Linked DNA regions of Mus musculus: all the other regions are linked to region 1. Evidence: chromatin loops called from intact Hi-C (ENCODE). Cell type or tissue: heart. All regions are shown on one strand.

What was found. Hi-C counts contacts between places; a loop is a spot of excess contacts. Peaks named below come from ENCODE experiments on the same cell type or tissue, not always from the same donor. Only the 100,000 strongest peaks of a DNase experiment are listed, where the experiment ranks them.
Region 2: a loop joins it to region 1, with 2.5 times the contacts of the local background. A loop is called at or near these places in 2 of 42 quality-filtered maps.
Region 3: it touches region 1 in a loop (4-fold over the local background); 3 of 42 quality-filtered maps call a loop at or near these places.

Annotation. Positions count from the first base shown.
Region 1 is chr13:51,971,037-51,979,036 of GRCm38, forward strand. No RefSeq gene overlaps it. Among named protein-coding and RNA genes, the nearest start is that of Gm40948, 110 kb to the right of the region's middle. In heart, CTCF peaks have their summits at 4,905, 6,353 (motif pointing right) and 6,911 (motif pointing right); DNase peaks (open chromatin) are centred at 4,465 and 5,065; H3K27ac peaks cover 4,032 bases.
Region 2 is chr13:52,037,270-52,045,269 of GRCm38, forward strand. No RefSeq gene overlaps it. Among named protein-coding and RNA genes, the nearest start is that of Gm40948, 42 kb to the right of the region's middle. In heart, a CTCF peak has its summit at 4,221; a DNase peak (open chromatin) is centred at 4,312; H3K27ac peaks cover 1,438 bases.
Region 3 is chr13:51,898,167-51,906,166 of GRCm38, forward strand. No RefSeq gene overlaps it. Among named protein-coding and RNA genes, the nearest start is that of Gadd45g, 55 kb to the left of the region's middle. In heart, no CTCF peak of the experiment used is centred here; DNase peaks (open chromatin) are centred at 4,855 and 5,425; H3K4me3 peaks cover 1,174 bases; H3K27ac peaks cover 2,616 bases; H3K27me3 peaks cover 545 bases.

The sequences.
Region 1 (8,000 bases):
ATTGATAGTTTCTCTTCGTAGCCCTGACTGTCATGGAACGTGATATATAGCCCAGGTTGTCCTTGGACATGGAGATCCACCTACCGTTGCCTTATGAGTGCTGGGATTAAAGGCCTGTGCCACCATTGCCCAGCTATCTTCCCGATTTCTTAAAACCAACAAACAACCCCAAACCTTTACAAAGTGAATGCTGGGGCAGTGGAGACAGCTCAGATGGTGTTCTGGCTGGTTCTGTGTGTCAACTTGACACAGGCTGGAGTTATCACAAGAGAAAGGAGCCTCCCTTGAGGAAATGCCTCCATGAGATCCAGCTGTAAGGCCTTTCTCAATTAGTGATCAAGCGTGGGAGGGCACTGTGGGTGGTGCCATCTCTGGGCTGGTAGTCCTGGGTTTTATAAGAAAGCAAGCTGAGCAAGCCAGGGGAAGCAAGCCAGTAAGGAACATCCCTCCATGGCCTCTGCATCAGCTCCTGCTTCCTGACCTGCTTGAGTTCCTGTCCTGACTTCCTTTGGTGATGAACAGCAATGTGGAAGTGTAAGCTGAATAAACCCTTTCCTCCCCAACTTGCTTCCTGGTCAAGATGTTTGTGCAGGAATAGAAACCTTAAGACTGATGGTAAAGTGCTTGAGGACCTGTGTGCAGTCCCCAAACCCCTTTTTATCAAAAAGCCAGGTGTGCTGGTGTGCAGCTGTTATTCCAGTGTTGGGGAGACAGAGACAGGTGGGAGGCTCCCTGGATTTCTCAGGTCAGCCAGGCTGGACTATTTGGTCAGTTCTGAGCCAGTGAGAGACCTTGACTCCAAGAAAAAGTGATGAGGACATGAGAGGGTCCCTTCAGGGCTCCCCACGCTTGTGCACTTGCACAAGCACACACCCTCCCTCTTTCTGACACAAATACAAACATCTAGAAATAGGAAGGCTGCCCAGAACTGGAGCTGATGTCTGCCTGCCTGTTCCCACCAGCAGCAGCCGAGAGGCAGATACAAACGGAGCATATCAATGGATGGATATGCTCTCATCACGGATAGATAAAGAAATGCCGTGTACATGTGTGTGTCAACTATGTTTCCTATCCTCCAAGACTTTGCGGTGTGAGGCCTCGCTGATCCTGCAGAGACACATAGCCCTAGCTAGGAAAAGGCCTCTTGTCAACCAACCAATCCCTCCACTCCCCAGTATCTCCTGTCTCAAGCTTGTCCACACTGAGCCACTATAGCGATGCTCTCCTTGTGTGGGTCCAGGTAGCAGACAACAGGGACATCTCTGCCCAAGAGCCTGTTCACCCTGTCTGACAGGTTCCTTCCCAAGGAGGCCACAATCAAGAATCTCCATGCTGTTTGCCTCACTCCTACCTCCTGACCTTTCCCTGGGGCCTCCAGTGGGGTTCTTCATGGCATGGCCTCCTGCCACCGAGGACCTGTGAGGAGTCACTTTTCCCTTACAAGCATCCTGTCCTCCACCCCAGGGTCCACTGTATGGGAGTGAGTGAATCCTGGATGCTTTAGAAACATACACTTAGAATCATCCACAAAAGGAAAGGGAGCTTTGGCACACAGCCTACAGGAAAGGCCCTTGAGAACGCAGGTGGGGCCCGGATGGACAGAGAGAACAGGGCAGACTCCGTGCAAGAACAAGGGCTGTTACCAAGCAAGGATAGGAAGAACTAGCTACTGACATACAAGTGACCTGGAGGAGCAGCCAGTCTCAAAGACTACATGGCTCCAAGTGCAGCTAGCTGTCCTCACACCACTGAATGCATCAGGAATGGAGAATGTGCAGAGAATTAGTCACTTGCCAGAAACTGGAGCTTTTACCTCATTCCCTCCACATGCTGAGAACACTTCTGTCAGCCCCCCCCCCACCCCCCCCCCCCCCGCCCTGTCCAGCCAAGCTGCGGCAAACAAAGCCTGCTTACAACGGAGTGCCAAATATCTCACATAACTTGGTGAATGTGGGATGCTGTGGGGGAACCTTACCTGTTCTTGGGGCAGCTATGGTATCTTTGGAAGATACCATTGACACCACAGCCTGGCATATCAACCCCCCAAATCACACAGCACGTGGCTAGTGAGAGAAAAGATCCAAATTCCAAATACCAAGTGCAGTTTCCACCGAATTCCATCGTGGTCATAAAGTAGGAAAATCTTAGCCCTGAGCCGCGGTAGGTCAGCAGCAGCCATTCTCAGAAGAGTGACTCGGCGGATGGAATAGTTGCATTGAGGGTGTGGATGTGAAGGTGTAGCTCTGGGGAGTTGTTGTGGGGCGGGGGGACTGGGCATAAAATCTTTCTAAGAACTAACTGTAGTGGGACTTCATCCTATTTTACAATAGACTTTACAACTCAAAGAGCTGGAGTTATTGCCTTTACCATATGTAAATGGAGAAAAATACAGAAAATCAAGTAAAATAACTGCACCGATTTGACCGGATCGTCTTAAAAAAGGACCTTTCTCCCAAGAAAAGACCAGAAGAGAATTAATTCCATCTGGCTCCGTTCCACGAAGTTTTAAAAGTAGGTAAATTCATAGACAGAAAGGAGAGTGATTTACAGGGCGTGTGGGGGAGGGGAGCCGGTGTTTAATAAGGCCTTGGCTTCAGTTTGGGAAACAGTTCTAGGGGTGGATGACGTCAGCGGCTTCGGATATGCTTACAGCCATTGGTCTATGTATTTAGAAATGGCTAGGAGGTGGGGGCGGGGTGCAGACATAGCTCAGTTGGTAAGCTGCTTGCTTCAGGAGCATAAAAATCTGAGTTCAGATGCTAGCATGCACATAAAACAGAGGGCACAGTGGTAAACATCTACACTCAGAGCACTGGGGAGACAGGGACAGGGGGATGCCTGGTGAGCTCATTTGCTGAATTGGCGAACTCTGTGTTGGTTCAGTGGGAGATAGTATCTCCAAAAATATTGAGGAGTAATGGTCTGCACCCACCCGTGCCACATATGCACACCCACATGAACATGCACATACACAAACCATAACATAGTATATAAAATAGTATATACACATACACAAACCATAACATAGTATATATCATGTATACCTTACCTCGGTATAAAGAATCAGCGAGGCTGCTGGCCAAGGTGGCCCTCAGCTCAGTGTGTGGGAGATGCTAAGGGCAGGGTGCAGTACTCTCTTGTGTGGCCCACACCTAGCAGGTGCCTGGACTAAGTTGTTTTGAATGGGACACAGTGTTCTTGGTCAGGTGTGAGCACGGGTCGCCCAGGTCTTCATGGTTCCATGTGGTCATGAGCTTCGGGAACCTGGCCTAGCAGTGCCACCGGAGGGCCTCCTTCTGACCAAACACACAAATGCAGCTTTGGCAAGCAGCCCTGAGTAGGTGCTGGTCCAGGAGGGAGTTTCCCAGGTGCGGGGTGGGGGTGGGGGGGTGGGGGGCTGGGGGGGGGCAGGTGCTCCTCCTGAGGATTGGTGGGTTATTCTGTTCTTTCTGCAACTACAGGTGTGCCCGTTTGGAGGTGAGTCAGTCTGTGTGTTGGTCTACACTGCAGCTGCTTGAGTTTCCTCTGGGTCCCCCTTTGCATCCGTCTGGTAGCATTGCTACCTAACCTGCCTAGCCCAGGGCACCACTCATGCAGCCAGTTCCCAGGCAGACAGGGCTCTCAGTGGAGAAGGCTCAGGTAGTGTGCAGCCAGCCCGAGCTTTGATGCAGAACAGGAGAGGCCGCACTTTGGTTTTCATACTTAGGCTCCTGACTGGATCTCAATGAAGCCACAGCCCAATCCCCCAAACAGGGTTCCCAGTGCACTATGAAGCTAGCTGCCAGCCCAGCCCAGCCAAGAACCCTGGAGGCTGCAGACACATGTTGGCTCTCTTTCAGGACTTGTGGTGGTCTTCTTCCCTCCCCAGTCTCGCAGGTTTTATTTGAAAGACCTGAGCCCCAGCTTTCAACTCCTTCCTCAGCTCTCTGATAAAAAGCAAACAGAATCAGCTCTTACAGCTTTGCCTGGAGCTGAGGCTCACACCGCCCACAAAGGCAGGCAGGCCATCAAAGCACTGGAGCTCAGGTGTGTGGCCTGAGACCAAGGTGCAGGTGGGAAGGAGACTGTGTGTGTCCCAGCAATGGCTCTGGCATCCTCCAGGGTCATTTTCTTCAGCTGCGGCCCCTATGCCAGGCCTGTGGCCACTGCCCTGGCTGTGCCTGACCTTCTTGCAGACCCGTCTTGAGTGCCAGCAAACCCTGCAGACAGCCTGATACCTGCAGACAACATCTTAATTGCCCTGTAAGACAGTTTGGCTGCTGAGCCCCTTTTGTGGGCAGGCACAGTTTGAACTTCAAAGAGTTTTGTAAAGTTTACCACAGCCCTAGGAGCGACAGGATAATTTTGGTGTCGTTGGAGAGGAGGCTTGGCGGGGCTCCTAACTCTGCTCTGGTCTACAAGCCCCAGGGGCACCCTGGTCTGTGGGACTCACCCAATGAAGCCCTCTTCCCAACCAGGGAAGGCCGCCAACTCCGCTTCAATGGCGCCTGACTCCAGTTCTACCACAAGGCTGGGCCAGGGCGTGGGTTGGAGACCCAGCTGAGTTCCCTGCTCCCCAGAGACCTTGGAGGAAGCAAGCCACACACCGGTATGTCTGGAGAGGCGTGTGCTGATTCTCGGGCTCACCCCAGGAAGAAAAACCTGTGCCTCTTCACCTTCCAAAGCAGTGAGATGTCAGAAGATAACTCACTCATAAACCAGGAGATGGTAATCCTGGAGTCAGACTCTGCTGGACTTTGGGTAAGGGTAGCATGGCACAGGCATTCTCAGATCCAGTTTCTCTACCTCAGCAGTGAGGCTGGCATTTGGTGGTTTACTACCTCTCTTTGGGAGGAGGCATGCCTGTGACATGCCTGTCCCCGACTCTCATGGGACCAGGGAGCATTGAGCGTCCTCTGCCTGGTGGGCTCCCAGCTCCTGCAAACAGAGGCTTCTGACTGGAGTTTGAGGAATGCAGGGAGGCCTGGGCGGAGCTACTGCAGACTAGGGGAGCCCTGGGGAGCAGCTGCCACAAACTGGAGCAGGGCTGGACCTTCCTCAACTATGGCAGGAATGTCAGCATGTACTCTTTGGGGTAGGAAGGCTGAAGCAGCCATTTTTAGCAGCTGTGTGGCCCAGCCCTTCCTTTGCCAATACGAAGGGCTGGGTGGCTCCAGGCCACAGCTCTGGAATGTGACAGGTCACACTGTACTTTATGGTGGTGGCAGGGGACAAAGTATGAAGAAGCCAGGAGGCAGAGGGAGAGCATGCATGCACCCAGGGGACCCGCCCTGCCCTGGTAAGACTCTTATCAGCACACTCCAGCTGTGCAGAAGCTTGCCCCCCCCCCCCTTCCTGTGGACACAGACCCTCATGCCTGCCCTGCAGGCCTTTGGCCTTCGAGAACTCTCAGAACCAATTGAAAGGCACCCAGTGCTGTGGGGCTGGTGTGCAAGGCGAGGCCTTAAAGTATCCTGAGGACTACTTGCTGTCCCCATCCATGGTCACTCTGCTGGCCAGCTGCCAGCCTCCTTAAGGATCCTTTAGATTAAAACAGGTTTTAGAGGCAAGCAGGCTGAGATGTAATCTGACTTCACCTCCAACATGAATAGGATTTTTATTGTTTCGCTGATGGTTATTGGAGAAGGGGGTCTGGGGACAGTGACTCTGGGGAGGGTCGGTCTTGGGAATGGGCAGGCCTTCAGCAGTGAGATGCCAAGGAAGAAAGGAAGACTGGGGAGCTCCAGCTGGCAGGGTTAAATATTGGAGCCACGGGCTGCCTTAGGCCTTAGCAGAAAGCTGACACAGAGAAGGTGACAGCAGGACTTGTTCCTGCTGCTAGAGGGGACAGAGGGCGGACTGACAATTTGCTCAGAGCCTGCAGCAGCTTCCCTCTCCTCCCTGCCTTTCCTACCTGGGTCAAAGTGGCTTTTCTAGGTCACTTTCACAACAGTCTTCCTTGTAGCTGGCCCCAGAAGGAGAAGGGAGGCTTCACGCTGGAGCAGCTGCTGCCAGGGCCCTGCACAACCCTGGTGGTAGAACAAATCTGTATCAAGATTAGCATACAAAGGAAGCTCTTTCCCACCTGGCATCAGACAACAAATGGAGCACACTTAGTTTGCAGAAAAAGAATGGAAGTCCTTTCTCACCCATACTTCACCCACAAACGAAGCATGGGCAAGAAGCTGTGTAATGTCCTAGAAAGGTCTGGTGCCCTGTGGCCCAAGCTTTACCTTTGGCTCACTGGCTCACTTGTACCCTAGTCTCAGGGGTGCTTTCCCTTTCGTAGCAAGTTATCTTTCTACTTCTTATTTTATGTTTAAAATGGTGTGTGTCTGTGGTTATGAACATGAGTATAGGTACCACGGAGGCCAGAGGAGGGCGCCAGATTTCTTGTAGCTGGAATCACAAGTAGTAGTGAGCCACCTGACAGGGGCGCTGGAAACCAGACTCTGGTTCTCTGTAAGGACCGCAAGTGCTCTGAACTGCTGAGCTGTCTCCTAGTCACTCTTAAGCACCACGTCATCTCTGTGTCCTTGGTCCAATTTATTGTCTGCAGTCACAGACACAGGAAGCTAATATATCAATAGGTGCACTGGAATCCCCCTTCCCTCAGTGGGTGCTCTGGGACTCTGATTCTCATCTATAGTACCCACACATCACTGTGGGTCTTGTCCATCTGGTGTGTGTGTGTGTGTGTGTGTGTGTGTGTGTGAGAGAGAGAGAGAGAGAGAGAGAGAGAGAGAGAACATGCACATGTATAGACAGGCAAACAGATAACCAGAGGAGGGGGGTAGGGGATTATGGGAAGTAGAGACTTGGAGAGTCAATGTCCAGTGTAGTGATGATGGATACCATATCTTACTGAAGGCCTGATACTGAACTGTGGTTATGAACTGATACTGTGGTTATGAACATGAGTGTAGGTACCACGGAGGCCAGAGGAGGGCGCCAGATTTCTTGTAGCTGGAATCACAAGTAGTAGTGAGCCACCTGACGGGGGCGCTGGAAACCAGACTCTGGTTCTCTGTAAGGACCGCAAGAAGGTCTGAGAACCAGGACACCGAAGTCTAAAGACAGAATTGGGAGCTCAGGTCAAATACAGCACCTCTCCCTCAGCCCTTGTCCTCCATGAAGGTGGTCAGCACCTGCAGTCTTGAGGTGTTCTACTGATTCCAGTACTCATTTCTCCAGCACTCATCTTTCCAGCAATGTCTTTCCACATGTACCCAGAAGCGATGCATTCTCGGACATCAGGGCACCTATCAGCTCAGATAAGCTGACGTAACATCAACCTTTCCCCTCACCTGTTCCTCTGAGGTCCCAGTGGTCTGAAGCACCAGGGCTTACCAATCTCTGAAATGGATTTGATATTTTCCCAGAGTGGGCCATGGATGTTCTGAGTGGGGTATGCGTCGGAGACACAGGCTCACAGGAGGCCTTCACAGACTGCATGTTGGTTTGGCTAAAAATCTGAACGTGAAACTTCCCACCACAGGTTCATGTGTCTGAACAATTGGTCCTCAGATGGTGGTGTTGCTGGGTGGGGGGTGGGAGTGAGGGGTTGTGGAATCTTTAAGAAGAAGGGCCTTGCTGGAGGGAGCTGGTTACTAAAGGTGAGTCTTGAGGCCTAGAATAGCCTGGTCTACTTCCTGTCTGGTTTCTCTTTTATCAGTGGTTCTCAACCTTCCTACTGCTGTGACGCTCTAACACAGTTCCTCATGGTGCGGTGACCATAAAATTACTTTCATTGCTACTTTATAACTGTAATTTTGCTACTGTTATGAATCGTAATATAAATATCTGCTATGCAGGATATCTGATATGTGACCCGCAGAGGGTTTGCAACCCACCGGTTGAGAACTGCTTATCTCTGTAGGCGAGAACAAGTAGCTTCCTCAGGCCCCTGTGCCATGATGCTGCCTGTCACCGAGACTTCCCCACTACAAGGGACTGCATCCCTTTAAACCATGAGCCAAACAGCATCATTTTTCTGCTAAGTTGACGTTTACAGACATTTG
Region 2 (8,000 bases), 66 kb after region 1:
AACGTAGGGGGATTATCGATATCCACTGTACAATACCACGTGTGAGTGTGCTCTTTCTCCAGCTCTGTGCACACTCTGAGAACCACTTAACACCGCCAGGACTCCCTCCCTGCTCTCTGCTGTGACAAGGACTCTATTGTTTATCACTGAACCTTGACCGATACAGTGAGTGACACACTCGATTTCTTAACACGAAACTATCGTTGCATTTCTGGACGGAGTTCAGCTTGGTCAGAGTGTATCCTCTGCACACGCACCGAGGAAGGCCTCTGGCTAACTCATTAAGGTCTTGGGGCTGCTTTCTTATGTTGTGAGGACACAGGAGCTCTTCTTAGTACACATTTATCAGCACAATCTGCTGCCTTAAAAAAGAGACTCTGGAGACATTTCCTCTTCATTGCATAAAAGCTCATGTGCTGAAATTAATTTTTTCCCTATGAGAAATGGCCATGGTTGTCCATATATATCAAAAGCATGTTTGGGGGTCAGGGTATCTTTTGTAAATCATTGCATCTGTTTTTGCATAGTTTTCTGTTTCTTTTGAGGTCAGTGTTGCAAGCTGCACTTACCTAAATACAACTGCATCCTGGACTGGTCCACTTCAGTCCAATGGCTGATTCTGCTTAGTGATGCGGATGTGGACATAATGGTCTCCTCTGTCGTGCTCATGTTTCCTCTCACAGCAGGTGCTTGCATACTGTCGTTAATCTAATCCGATCTTGTTTTGATTTTAAGTGAATAAATTACTTCACCTTTACTGCATATCAGATCAATTTAGACATGATTTTATCTTACATTTATTGTTTGTTCAGAAGTATTTTGGGGCGTGGGAGTGGGAAGATGGCTCAGTGGATAAAATGATCATGGTACAAGCGTGAAGACCTTCATTCAGATTCCCTAGACCCATGTAAAATAAGCCAGGCATGGAAGCATACACCTATAACCTTAATACTGGGCAGGTGGTGGGGACAGGGACATTCCTGGGGCTTGAGGGCAGCCCATCTAACAAACACTCCAGATTCAGTGAGAGATACTGTTCAAAAAGTTAAAATGAAGAGTTACAGAGGAAAACACCTGAAGCCAACCTCCAAAACACATAAGCAAGCACATCTGCATACAAAGGTACACACACACACACACACACTCACACACAGATACACACACTCACACACACACAGACACACACTCACACACACAGATACACACACACTCACACACAGACACATACACACAGATACACACACACTCACACACACACACTCATACACACAGACACACACACATACACACACACACACACACACACTCCTCTTTTGCAAATACCCTTGCTTTCAGTCACTTGTTGCATACTCTTATTTTATGTTCTTTTGACCACTGTCCTGGTTGATTTTAATGGTCAAAGTTGAGATGACTTAGAGTCGCCTGGAACCATCTAGATTGGGTTTGTTTGAGAGGGAATGCCTTGCTTATTAATTGATGTTAAGATTTTTTGGCTTTTCTTTATAGATAAGCTTTTTATATATTACAGTTTATAGAATTAAAAAAGGAAATCTTAGCCTGTCATGGGTGGCAGGGAGGATTGAACTGTGTGGTAAAACAAAATCTAGCCGAGAGTAATCAGGCAGGCAGGCAGTGTAGGCAGGCAGTGCAGGCAGTGTAGGCAGGCAGTGCAGGCAGTACAGGCAGGCAGGCAGGCAGGCAGTGCAGGCAGTGCAGGCAGTGCAGGCAGGCAGGCAGGCAGGCAGTGCAGGCAGTACAGGCAAGCAGTGCAGGCAGTGCAGGCAGTGCAGGCAGGCAGGCAGTGCAGGCAGTGCAGGCAGTGCAGGCAGTGCAGGCAGTGCAGGCAGTGCAGGCAGTGCAGGCAGGCAGACAGGCCTTCATGCACTATTCTCTCTGCTCTTGACTGTGGATGAGATGCGAGCAGCTTCCTGAGTCCCTGCCTTGAGTTCCCAGAACAACAGGCTGTTAACTGCAACTGTAACCTGAAGAAGTCCTTCTCCCATGTTGATTTATGCCAGGATACTTGGTCACAGCAAGTGAGATGAAATTAGAATAGTGACTTAGAGGGAATTTAAGAAAATGTGAATCATCTTAATACATGTAAATAAATAATGGTTTTCTTAAGATTTAAACTTACTATTAGCAACAAGAACAGCAGAGCTGACTGATCCTCACCAAAACCACGAGTTGTGTGGAATGTGGGGACAGTTTGAAACATGAATATTAATCCTGTTATACTGTGAACCTTATGTGTTAAACATCTTTCTTTCTTTCTTTCTTTCTTTCTTTCTTTCTTTCTTTCTTTCTTTCTTTCTCTCTCTCTCTCTCTCTCTCTCTCTCTCTCTCTCTCTCTCTCTTTCTCTCTTTCTTTCTTTCTTTGTTTTTTTCGCAGACAGGTTTTCTCTGTATAGGCCTGGCTGTCCTGGAACTCACTCTGTAGACCAGGCTGGCTTCGAACTCAGAGATCCACCTGCCTCTGCCTCCCGAGTGCTGGGATTAAAGGCGTGCACCACCACGCCCAGATAAACATTTTTATTTAAATTGTGTGTATGTATACATGTGATGTAAGTGCATGTGTGTGCAGCTGTGTGTGCAAATGAATAGAGGCCAGAAGGCAACCCCATGTGTCTCCCTTTATTTTGGTGACAGATCTCTCACTGGGACCTAGGACTTGTCATATAGGCTGGCTGGCCAGCCAACTGCAGGAGACCCACCCATCTCTACCTTCCACGCTGGAGTTACACATGCGTTGCATGGTGCCAGTTCTGTCTTTATGTGGGTTCTGGGAATCAAACCGAGAGCTTCACACTTGTGTGGAAGCATCACAACTGGTGTGGAAAGCACAGTTCCAGGCAGCCACCAATGAAGGAAACAATGGAGCTTTGAGGTAGAGAAGCTGCCCCTAGACAAAGAAGACTAGACCAGGCAGAAGACTCCAGAACAGCTGGAGGATGACGGAGGAAGATGAGGTGGTGGTCTGTCAGGTATGCGTCTCCTGGCTCCGTTCACTCTAGATAAAAAGAAATCAGGGGTGTAGAAGCAGACTAGGACTCTCTTTGGTATCTATTTCCCTATCAATAACCCCAAGATATGATTTGCCGTGTTCCACCTGGGCTGCCCTTACTCTGAATGGCCAGCTGGCATGGCCAGTTCTCAGGCTCCCTTACCCCACGGTGTGTCCCCCACCCTCCCCCCGAGACCTCAAGCAGGGGAACTGAAGCCCCACCCACCTCTCTTCTGTCCAGCTATAGGCTGTCGGCATCTTTAATCAGCCAATAGTTTTAAATTAGGGTACAAAGTTACATAGCATCTGAGTGTTGGAATTATAGATGTGGGTTACCATGCTCAGCTATGGCTATTAATGTTTTGAGTTCAAAATCACTGTAGTCATTGTCATCATCATCATCCGGTGTGTGTGAGTAAGTATAGACACACATGTGCTATGGTGCACACATGTGGAAGGCAGAGGATAACTTTTGAGGGTCAGTTCTGGGGATAGAACTAAGGTTGTCAGGTTTGGGGTAGCAAGCGCTTTTGCCTGCTAAGCTATGTCACTAGTCCAAGACTGGTTGTTTTATTGTTATTGATTCCCAATTTTGCAATTTCGGTCTTATAAGCAGAGAATGTGGTATTGAATGTGAAATATGATGGAGGCTTTCTTTTGGGTCTGAGTGGGTAGTGTACTGCATCTAATGTTAATCATCTATCTATCTATTTATCTATGTATCATCTATCAATTTATGTATTATCTATTTATCATCTGTCTATCTAGATACCATCTATCTATGTATCATCTATCTATCTATCTATCTATCTATCTATGTATCATCTATCAATTTATGTATTATCTATTTATCATCTATCTAACTAGATACCATCTATCTATTTATGTATCATCTGTCTGTCTGTCTGTCTATCTATCTAGCATTTAATCATCCAAGTTGCAATGATCTATTGCACCTTAGTCTCTTCCCCCAGCCTCAGCACTGGGATTATACGTGTTTGCAGTCAAGTCAGCATTTTTCATGGGCGTTGAGGATTTGAACTCGGATTCTCACGCTTGTACACCAAGCACTCTTACCTACTGAGCTATCTCTCCGATCTCAACCCTAGAAGTTTAAGTTGCTTCCTTGCTTTCAGATGTCAGTCTGTTCCCGAGCCTCCTCAATGCTTTTGCTGTGCAGCCCCTCAGCCAGTCTTTCTTCCACAGCCCTTTCCCTCCAGTGGGAACCGGAGCTACAGCAGATATCTGCGAGCTCAGCAGTCAGTGCTGCAACAGGAAATGGAAGTGGCGTGTGGGAGCCCCAGCTGGAGCCATCCTGGAGGCCAGCCCACATGTGTCCCGGGTTGCAAAAACGTTCCCACAGAGTGACTTTGTTTGCCTTTAGCTGGGGGGCCCTGGGTTTCACCCATCCAAGGCAAGTTTTTACATTTATTTCTTGGCTCCAGATTCCCTGAACCACATTAGCAGTGCGAAATTGGAACTCTTGCACGCATGCGGCGCAGCTCCAAGCTTTGATTTCTCATGGGAAACCTCCTTCCTCCCATTCAGAACCCCCAGGCAGATGGCAATATTGCTTGACACATCCCTGGATAGGATGCTGTCCTCTCTCAGGGTCTTCCAAAGACAGATGGCTGCACGGAGGTCCCTAAGCCTCCCTGCTGGCTGCTGGGTTTCAGTTCTCACCATGACTCCATCCAGGCGATCATCCTTCACCCATCCCCCAGTGGCCTAGCACAGAAGACAATGGACTTCGGTGATTCATCCATGGCACCTTGCTCCTTCCTCTTTCGCTTTTGACCCTGACAAAGGTAACTAAAGTGTAACCATTCCACAGTTTTACTCTGCCCATCCCCACCCCTTGCCAAGTAGCTAGCTATCCATCTGCCTGTTCTGGGCACTTTCCTGTCTATAGCAGGCTTGCCTGCTGTCCACAATACCCGGTAGCATGGACCACATCTTTTTGCCCAACTGCTTCCTCTTCAGGCTAACTTACTTTCCTTTATGTGATATCTGAACACAGAAGCTGGGGAGAACCTCTCTTGCCTGAGAGCTGGGGGAGTTCCTGGGCCCTGTGCCAGGGCTCTGTCTCCAAGTGGCATGCATGCTTGTGTATGCTGCCCTGAAACCTGGTCACTCACCGCTCTCTGGGCACCTCTTTTCTCTCCCGCCTTCTCATTCTGCCCCAGGTCCCTGTCTGTCCGTGATCTTTCCCTCTCTTATCTGGGTCTGTTTTCTGGGGAGGAAAAAGGCAAGTACTGTTCTCATAATCATTGGTACCAGTCAGGGCCTGGGGATCTAGGATAAGCAGAGGTGTCCTGTCAGCAGGCACAGGTGGACACAGATCGCTAGGCAATGATCCCACCCCACACTTCTTCCCAAGACTTTGAACACGGAAGCCGTGTCTTCCCTTCCCACACGTGTGTGGTTTCTTCTGACATCTCATTGCTAATGAGATTAAACAGTTAGGCTCAGTTCCTACTTTAGAGCCACGTTTTGAGATGTCACATCTTCTTATTTTATGCCCCTCCAAATCTTTGGAAGTAGAGGAGTCCCTCCCCATCTTGTGCTGGGATCCTTCTACCCCTCTGCCAGGGGTTTTAGATCTTATCAGCCACTATTATATAGATCTTAGAGGTGTCGCACCCCCATCTTCTCCTTCCCCTCCCCCTACCATGAGGTCAGGCCTTCCCAGGTACCTACCCCTACTCTTTACACCTGGGCCCTCTGGAATTCCTGCTGCAGCTGAGCAGGGGCCTCCCTCTGTTGCCCTGACTGCCTCTCAAGGGTCAGATGGTTTGACTTCACCTGTGGGGCATAGTCCAGCCTTTTCCCTACTGTGGCCTGAGCCATTCGGGGACTGAAAGCCTGTGGCACCAGGGATGCTGGGTCTCCAGTTCGGGAAAGCATTTGAGCCCCCTGTCTGTCCCCTTCTATCATATCAGTCTTCTTTTAAAAAGTCATTTAATTTTAATATTTTTTTAAAAAGTAAACCCGGTGTGGTGGTGCACGCCTTTAATCCCAGCACTCGGGAGGCAGAGGCAGGTGGATTTCTGAGTTCGAGGCTAGCCTGGTCTACCGAGTGAGTTCCAGGACAGCCAGAGCTAAATAGAGAAACCCTGTTTCAAAAAACCATAAAAAAAAAAAAAAAGCAAATGATCAAACTCACCTCCCATTCTCCCTCTAATCCCCCCTCCCGTTCTAGCTCCCACAATTACAACTTCACGTGCTCTCTCTTTTAAAAATTGAATAATTTTTACTTTGTGTGTATGAGTGTTTTGTGTGCTCGTCTATATAAGAACCACATGCATGTGGTGCCTGTGGTGTTGAATCATATGGAACTGGAGCTACAGGGAGTTGTGAGTCACCATGTGGGTGCTGGGAACGGAACCGGGATCCCCTGGAAGGGCAGCGTGTGTTCTTAACTATCGAGTCACCTCTCCAGGCCTTGCTGTGACTTTTCTTTTCTTTCTTTCTTTCTTTTTTTTAAACCTATTGAGTCTACTTAGTGTCAGGACTACATAATGAGTCATAGGCTATGGGAAAATCAAGCTGGTAACAACCTGGAAGTTTTACCCCAACTGCCATCTTTCAGAGCGCTTGAAGGCGATGTGCATGCGACTGGTTGAGAAAAGAAATCACCTCCTTTATCCAGCTGTGAAGCCTGGGATCCACAGGAATAACTGACCTAGTTAGACATTCCACTATTGCTAAAGCAGCTATAGGTGGATGGCTTGGTGCTGCTTATATACAAATGCTAAATACTGACTCCCAAGATCTGGTTGACCCAGGACAAGCAGATCCTCATGTCCATCAAGTGATCAAATGATACAATGTAACCTCGCTCCTGGAGTTAATTGGTCAACAAAAGGATAAATAAAGCCTGTGATCGGGCAATAGATAGAGGTAAGTGGGGTTTTCAGTGACGTGGTTGGCTGCAGGTAGAGATGGGAGAGAAGAAGAAAGGACAGGGGGACTAGAGGAGGCCATGAGAGGAGATGGACCCTGAGCACATGGCCAGGAAAAACAGCAAGTGACAAGGGACATTATGGCTGGTAAATAAGTTAGAATAGCTCCAAACCTGCCCAATCTAGGCTATGGCTTATAAAGAAAATACCTGGGTTCTGCATGAATTTTTAAAATCATTTTACACCTAAGAGGGGCGTGAAGATTATGGGAGTAACCAATTATTTTTAATGGTTGGATTTAAGAACCACTCCACAGAAAAAAAAAGTTATGTCTGATATGATTAACAGGGCCAAGAAACCCATGGCTGTCTGGGTCATAGGCCCTTGGGGAAAATCTTTAACTATTATTCTTCTAAGTGGACATAGTGTTTATTAACCCCAAAGTATTTATCTGTCCCATAGATTAGTGAATCTCTCACCCCCCCCTCAAAGAAACTTTTTTTTTTTTTTTGCAGTAAATGATTGTTAACACAAAGACCTACAATTGGTCAGTGTGTAGCCAACAAGAGGACGGAAGAGTTCTCAGCTCTAAACAGTGCATCAGCCTTCTTGTGTCCATGTTCTATTTGGGGAGGGGGGGGTACGGTGTACCACATCATCTCTTCCATTCTAATAATAATGCACAGGGTTTCTTCTAAGTCGGGGTCACCCAATAGTCAAAGCTATGCAACTTTCAGAGGTTGCAGATGCTATCTGGACACATGTCACCTGAGGTCACCTGTGTCTGTTTGTATGGAGCTGTCTGGGGCTGGTAGCAAGCTGGTTATATGGGTGTGTGTACACTAAGGATTTGCAAGACAAGGTGAGTTATTCTCTGACCTAGTAACCATTAGTGACTACTCACTAATCCTGGAATTCTGGAAAGGGTGACTGTGCCTTGGAGCAATGACTAGGCTCTGAAGTCAAAGGTAGAGGCAAATATGTCAGTTCCACTGTTGACCTGTGGTAGGTTGGTTTTGAGATCCCATAGTCCTTTCTGCTCAGTGAGCTGCATGGACAAACTGTGATTTCCCCCAAGAGGAAGAAGATTC
Region 3 (8,000 bases), 73 kb before region 1:
GGGTCATGAACACCTCACCCACACCTTCCTGTGGCTTCGAATGCACTTTTAGAGATTGAATTCTAGTGTTTGTTTTTATGTATGTCCTTGGGGATTTCTGTAATGGCTTTTACCTTTCTGCTAAACTTGCTGCTGACGTCCAGGTGACCAGATGCTGGGGATGCATTTGTATGCACCTTTGGTTGCTCTCTCTGGCTACCCATTCTCCAGCTCCTTCCTGGGGCTGACTCTGACTGTCAAGTACCCTCCCAGGCCTGATTCTTGCCTGGCTCCTTTTCACCTCCAGCTCTGGTAGACAGCTCACCTCCTTGTTCCTAATTCCCTTCTCTCCCACCTGGCTGTAGGATTCCTCTCCAGATGCCCACAGCTCCCTTGGTATTCCTGGCTCCAGCCTGCTCTTCTGATTGCTCATCTACTGCCTGACTCCTTTGCATTTACCCACATACTTTCCCCCTTCCTGATCTACATGCTCTGAGCCCTTGCCACAACCTCCACCTTGGGACACACCCTGATCTCTACCTTGGGACACACCCTGTCTCTACCATCTGAAGCACAGTTCTTGCTGAGGAGTGACAAACTAACTTTCCACCACATCCCAAAGGGACCCTTGCTCCAGAGCAGCCATGTTTTGTGGGAAGCCGCAAACGCCATTACAAGATGGGGCTGGCTACCACTGGCCACCGCCCATGATTATGGGTAAACAACCAATGTGCACATGTGCATAAGAGTTTTTTTGCCAAGTCACTGCCTGGCCCGACGCATATTAATGAGGTACTGGTAGCATAACCAATCAGGTATGGACACGTCACTCCTAGGCCTATATAAGCAGCACTATTTCTGGGCTCAGGGTCTTTCGCCTATGCAGTCAATGCTCTCCCAATAAACGTGTGCAGAAGGATCCTATTGTGGCGTCGTTCTTGCTGGCGAGTCGGGCGCTCACAATGTTTCCCTTTCCAATTCCTCATTACCGCATACTGTTTGCAAATTTCATTGTCTGGATAACGTCCCCCAATTTCCTTAGCAGCCAACTTGACTTATGTCTCTCTATAGCCCCACTGCACAGACCTGCCCAGGAGGCTGTATCTTAATATGCCCCTGCAGGTTGGTGTAGGAGACCTTGAGCTACTGGAGGAGCTGGGCCCCAAGGAGTCTTCTGTTACCCTGAAGCCCGACTTGTAGCGAGGCCTCAATGAGACTCCAGTCGTGAAGTAATTTCAGGAAGGCAGAAGCCCAGATCCAGGCCAGGTGGGGACTTGAAAGGATGAGTAGCCAGCCAGTGGCCTCAGGCCTGGCTGAAAGGAGAGGTCAAGCTGCCCATGGCCCGTCTCAGGCAGTTAAAGGGCTACATTTACTGAGCTCCACGCTGGAAGCTCTGCCTGCTCCCTTCACAGCTGCCTCGATAAAGAACACATTTTATTCTTCAAATTCCAGAGCCTCATTGGATTCTGGGGAAAAAAAAATCTGACTTCAGCCATCACTTAGAGGGTGGGACAAGTGTTGAGGGTGACTCAGGACAGAGTCTCTTGAAAGGTCTGGCCTGGAGCTCTAACATGGGCACACACACACACACACACACACACACACACACACACACACACAGTGGATCCCCGAGGCTCCTGGCCTGAGATCAGAGCAGCTTCTCTGTCTCCTGCAGAAGGATGCTCCGAATTTTTTGCCCTGAATGTGTAGCCTCACCCAGGGCTGGCAGCTCCAAGAACAGCACACTGTCCTGATTAGGCTCAGTGTTGGCTGCAAGCAGGGTCACCCTGGCCCTTTGTCCTTTCCCAGATGGTCCAAGAGAAAGCTGTCCCTTTCCTGGTGCAATCAGGGGTTCAGATCTCACCAGTCCAGATGCCTAGCAATCGAGGCCACACCACCTGTCTGGTGCTTCCCCTTCCTCTCCCTCTGCTGTGATTGTCCCAAGCGGCTCTGCACAGCACATAGAGTACAGAAGGGGCTGTTTTTGTTTGTTTTGTTTTATTTTTGTTTTTGTTTGTATTGCTCCCCTCTTGCTCATGAAGACGTCAGAGCCATATGAGGCCACTCAAGGTCTTGGGAGGTTCAGCTGAGATGCTTGCCAAGGCTTTCCACAGACTCACCAGATAAGTGTAGTCACTTTCTGTGGACAGGAACCTCTGCATGGCCCGGCTCAATCTGTCTTCCTAATGATGGGTGGGGTCCCCAGGAAGTTCCTGCAGGTTCCTTGACTGAGTACTAGTTCCTTTTGGTATAAAGCCCTTATCTCTACCATCTTCCCCTTTCCTTCTCTCTATTTGAGGAGAGTGCATATCGTGTCCATGTATATATGTGTGTGTGTGGTAATAGTCTTAGCTTGGGTGTGTGAACACATGCTTGTATATAGGGGACAGATCAATGCTGGGTATCTTTTTTGTGCTCTCTCTCTCTCTCTCTCTCTCTCTCTCTCTCTCTCTCTCTCTGCACCTGAAGCTCATCATGTAGGCTAGGCTTTCTGGCCTGTGAGCCCCAGAGATCCACCTGTGTCTACCTCCTCTCGAGCCCCGAGGTCACAGGCATCCACCACCACAGCCAGCTTTTTACTAGAGGATTCTAGTGATCTGATCTTAGGTCCCCATGCTTGCATGGCAGGTGCTTCGCTGCCCAAATCATCTTTGTGATCCTCTGCCCCTCTGTCAAGCCCTCTGGACCTTGAGCATGGTGAGCAGGCACATAAGGCTGCAGCCCCTCTCTTTTCTCCACCCCTGCCCAGATCCTTCACACTCTCTTCAGCCAGGCGGAGAGAAGTAAAAGCTGTCCTCCAGGTGGAGGCAAGGAAAGCCTCCAGGTGGAGGTGAGACATCTCAAGGTTGAGAGTTACAGGTTACCATTGCGGGAAAAAACTGTGTATTACTGTTACCACCCTTTGTCTATTCAGATGTGTTCCAAGACCCTCCTGAAAGCTCAAAACTATAGACAATACAGACCCATGGTACAGTTTAATACATTAGGCACACGTGGTGAGCAATTAGTAATAACAACACAGATCAGAATGTTGTAATAATATGCTGTAATAACATGTATATGAATGTGCTCTTTCAAAAAATATTTTGTTAGAGCTGGGTGGTGGTGGCACATGCCTTTAATTCTAACATTCAGGAGGCAGAGACAGGTGGATCTCTGAGTTCAGGCCAGCCTGGTCTACAAAACAAGTTCCAGGTCAGCCAGAATTATACAAAAACAACCCTGTCTCAAAAAACTTTATTATTATTATTATTATTATTATTATTATTATTATTTTCTCATTATAGGTGTCTGTGAGCCACCATGTGGTTGCTGGGATTTGAACTCATGACCTCTGGAAGAGCAGTCAGTGCTCTTTCTTAACCACTGAGCCATCTCTCCAGCCCTCAAAAAACTTTAAAAAAAATTATTGGATTGTACTCCTGTTTGTTTTTCTTCCCTGGACATCATTTCGATCATGGAAGGAGGCTGGGGAGATGTCACAGCCAGTGCAGTGCTTGTCCAGAAGCATGGGGACCCGAGTTCAATACTCATCATCTACATAGAACACTGGGCATGGTGGTACATGCTTGTAGTCCTGGAGCTGGGGAGGCCGACACAGGCTGGTTGCTGGGGCTTGGTGGCCAGCAGGTTTGGCCTATTTGGTGAACTCCATGATAATAGTATAAGGTCCTGTCTCAAAGCCAAATGAACAAAATAAAAACCATGTAGGTATTGCTTGAAGAATGCTGACACCTGAGGCTGACCTCTAGTCTTCGAATGCACTGACCCACATACATGTGCACACACATAAATACACACAACACACACACACACCACAGTGGATATGGAAACTGCAGCAGGCTTCACTGCTCCAAGGCATGTGTGAGTTCTCTGTGCTAGGCCCATGCATTTGACAGGGTTAGGGATGATTCTTATTAGCAGCTTAATGAAATCCCATATCACAGTGGGGGCACCAGTCAGGATGTCTTAAGTGGTCACACAACCTCCTCCAACCTAGAAAGAACTCCAGGGTTCACCAGAGCCTGTCCCTTGCCTTGTCACCTGGCGGGAGGAAGAGAAGAAGGGCCATGAACCAGAAACCCACCCCAACAGAGCAAGTCATCTTCCTTTAGGTTGCCTTTAGCATTTAGTGATGCTGTCTGTGACTAAAGCACACAGCTTGAACTTTGTCCAAAACAAAAAAAAAACAAAAAAACAAAAAAACAAAAAAACCAAAAACTCTCAGAAGTGGAGATTGTCCCTTGACTGTGTCTGTCCCAACACCCAGGGACAAAGACAAGGAGCCCTGAAGGCATCGGAGCCCTGCCTGATGGCTCCATCTTGGCCATCAGGACTGCACAGAAAAGATCTTATGTGCTTTGTATCATCTGCCAGCAGCTGCTGCGGTGCGGACACCATATGCTCCCGCATGCATGCCAGAGAGCTTTGTGCTCAGGGTTTGTTCCACAGATAGAGCACAGGGACTTGGGACACACCCAGGCGATGGGGGAGAAGGAGCACACAAAGATGAACCCCTAGAGGGATGTTTCCACAGAGACCTTTCTTCTGCAGATTTCTGTCCCCCTGGCCATGACTGTGCGGACGGACGGACCCAGGGCAGCTCCTGGGCAGATCTGTTTTCTGCAGAGCTGCTACAGTCTCCACCCAACTCTTTGAGGCAGAACACAGTGTAATCACGCAGAGCCTGCTCAACCTCTTGTCGCCAGGATTCTTCTTTCTCGTTCTGTTATGCTAAACCTGACATTTGTCACCAGTAAAGGGCTCTCGGCACCAGGCACCAAGGCACTTGCGCACATATCTGAAGGTCGGTGAATGCTGAGGTTCCTGCCTGGCTCCGGGACAAACCTTGAGTGTCACTGGGCTTCCGCCAAGGGAGAGCTGAGCCAGAGCCCGAGTGACCGAGATTCAGGAGGGCAGCCAGGAATGAGTGAGCAAACCGTCTATGGAGTGGCTTCTTCTTAGGACAAACAGAGCACAAATTCAATGGAGGAAAAGAAGGCAAACAGCCCCTCTGGCTGCCCGCCCTGCTAGAGGCAGCCACCTCTTCTGCTAATTGAAAACAAAAGGAGAGAGTTGTGAAATAGGCTCCAGGGCAATCAATGCCTCAGTGCCTCTCTCTCTCTCTCTCTCTCTCTCTCTCTCTCTCACACACACACACACACACACACACACACACGCACGCACGCACGCACGCACGCACACACACACACACACACACAGAGCTCAGGGCTCTTGACTATGCGCAAACCTGCATACACTGCCCTTTGGGCCAAGTACGTTGCAGCAGCAGCACCCCCCCCCCCAAGCCCCTGCACATTGCACAACACAGTCCTGTCATCTGTCGCTTTGCTGAGGGGCCCTTAGGGAAAACAGAGGCAGCTGACACTGGCCATCTGGAAGTCGTCCTCTTGGGGTCCTGTTGCTGCTGTTGGAGGTGCTGGTTGGGCTCCTGTGCACTGAAAACTGTGATGTCCCCATTGCCAGCCACTGCTCCCAGTCTCTCTGGCTGCCCAGACTGCACGGGGGCACAAGCATGTGGTTTTTGGTACCCCACCCCATCTTAGGGTATCTTGCTCTGCCATGTATTTTAGCTGGGTGACTGTGACCTCAGAGTCCTCCTGATGCTCTGGCCAGTAGCTGAGGCCAGATACACAGGAGCTCTGAGCTGTCCCTAGGGGACTTCAGAGAAAAGTGTCCCATAGGGGCTGTGTCTCCTCCTCCCACCCCTCCAATACTTGGTACTGCATGGGTACACACAGGCCCCTCTCCTGTGCCTTGCCCCTGAGTGCACAGGTTTTGAGAAGTCACTGAAACTGCTATGTATCCTTTGCTCCTGCCTGGTTCTTTAATTGTTACAAGCAGAGACCTGGAGAACCTGTCTCCAGACAGCAAGTGAATGGACCATTACCATCTGTGTGGCCCAACGCTCCTGAGGCCTTCACTGCTCAGCCCCAAGACTGCATGAATGTCCAAACAGGCCTGTCTCTTATCCTTGGAACCCCACAGATTTGTACCCCAGGGCACTGGGGGTCTGGGAGTGGAGAAGAGACACAAGACCTTTACAGGACTCTGTTTTGTTTTGTTTTGTTTTGTTTTTTTGTTTGTTTGTTTGTTTTTGCAACAGGGTCTTGTGTAACCTAGGCTAGGTCCAATTCACTATGTAGGGTGATTTTCAACTTCAGATCATCTTGCCTCAATTCCTAAGTGCTGGAATTACTGGCATGGACCCCCATTTGGTGTGGCCAGTTATTATGTGTTGCTGGGGATGTAGCCTACTATGATGCATGCTAGGCAGCCACTTGACCAAGAGGCCACATCTCAGCCCTCAGCCCTGCACAGGACCTAGAGAAGCCTTTTGAGATGGTCCACATCCCAAGACTAGTTGGGATGTCAAGACCAAAGACCTAGGACTAAGTCCCTCCAACATTACACCCAGAAATGGGCTTAAGAATCACTGGACCTGCTACAGACACCCCTCCTCTCTCCTCGGGTCATAAGCAGCCTCTGAAGTTCCCCATCCAGCTGTGTCCCTGGGCCTTATGGATGCTCAGGAGGTCCCAGAGGGACAGGCCACTTCTTGTCTCCTGTCCCCAAGTTGCCACTGGCCTACCAGGGCTGGAAGAAAGCAGAAGGGCAGAGAGCTTTCTGCCTGGATGTTACCAAAGGTGTGTGGTTTCCAAGTCTGCCTGCCGTGCACCTTCTGTGTGGCTGTCCCTCTGGGCTGTGTGTGTGGGCCCAAGTGATCATAGGGTGGATTTCCCACTGGTGGCACAGGGCCCTAAAAGGTTGTCAGTTTCCAAAACAAGAGCATCTCACCTGGTGTTCAAGGACCTCAGAGTTGGGGAGTCACCTTGTTTGGCAGGCATCTCTGATGCCTGTTGTGAGGCCTTGGGCAAAGCAGTTAACCTCTCCAGACCTTGCCCTTTCACTGGGATGCAATTGCATTTGTTAACAGGCTTTTCTGAGAACTATGAATGCTTTGAGTGAGCCTGGACTATGAGAACTCTGGGCACAGTCGATGATAACCACTCCTCATTCCTTACAGGCAAGAAAGGCAAATGAAGCAGCTGTTGGGAGGACAGGAGCAATGGCCCGGGGCCTCCTGCAACCCCTGACATGGGACCAAGCAACCGCGGTGAGAAAAACGTGGACTCTCCTTTCTGCACGTGCTCCTTGCATCCTAGCACCCATGGGTGCAAAAAGCCGGGCTGCAGGTATGAGGAACAGAGTGCTTGCACCAGACCAGGCCACCAGGTGTGCAGTGACTTTTGGCTGATGGGGGGTTTTGAAATGCAGGAGTCAGCCTTGAGCTGAGCAGGGTTTACTGGAAGGAGTGACTTTCAGGGTGGGGGTGGGGTAGGGGAAGGTTGTCAGCTAGGCTTGGAAATCCAGAATGTGACAGCTGGGGAGATGGGAATGTATGAGGGTAGCCAGAGGGCAATCAAGGCAGAGGGACAGCCTTGAGAGAAAGTAGAGGCTGCTGGAAAAAATGGGTGAGCAAGCAAGCAAGCAAGCAAGCAAGCAAGCAAGCAAACAACCAAAAACCCTGCACCATGCTTGATGGCCCACAGGACTCAGGCTCTGACTGGTCAGAACCAAGCTGAACTCTAACCCCTGACTTCAATGTTTCAAGGGTTAGGCTTTATTCTCTCAGCCCTAGGAAGGGTGCCCCAGCCTCCTGGGGGTATAGTTCACAACTCCTAGAGGTGGCTTTATGGGACCCCTTAGTAAAGAGTCAGGTAGGTTTGAGCCTGGCAATCTGCATTGTCACCCCTCTTTCCCCAAAATTGCCTTACTTGAGCAATGAATGAGGCAAGATGGATTAGGGTCCCCACTAGGGGTGTAGTCTATATCTGATCTGTTCAGACCCTTCAAAGATGAGGGACTGGCATTTTCTATTGGAGGCCTCTCTCTCAAGATGAATGCAGAGAAGGTCCCTCCCTCCCACTCCCATCCCCCATCTGAGCTTTTCTTCTCTGGCTTCAATAACTTAGCTCAGTTTAACCCCTATAGAGGGT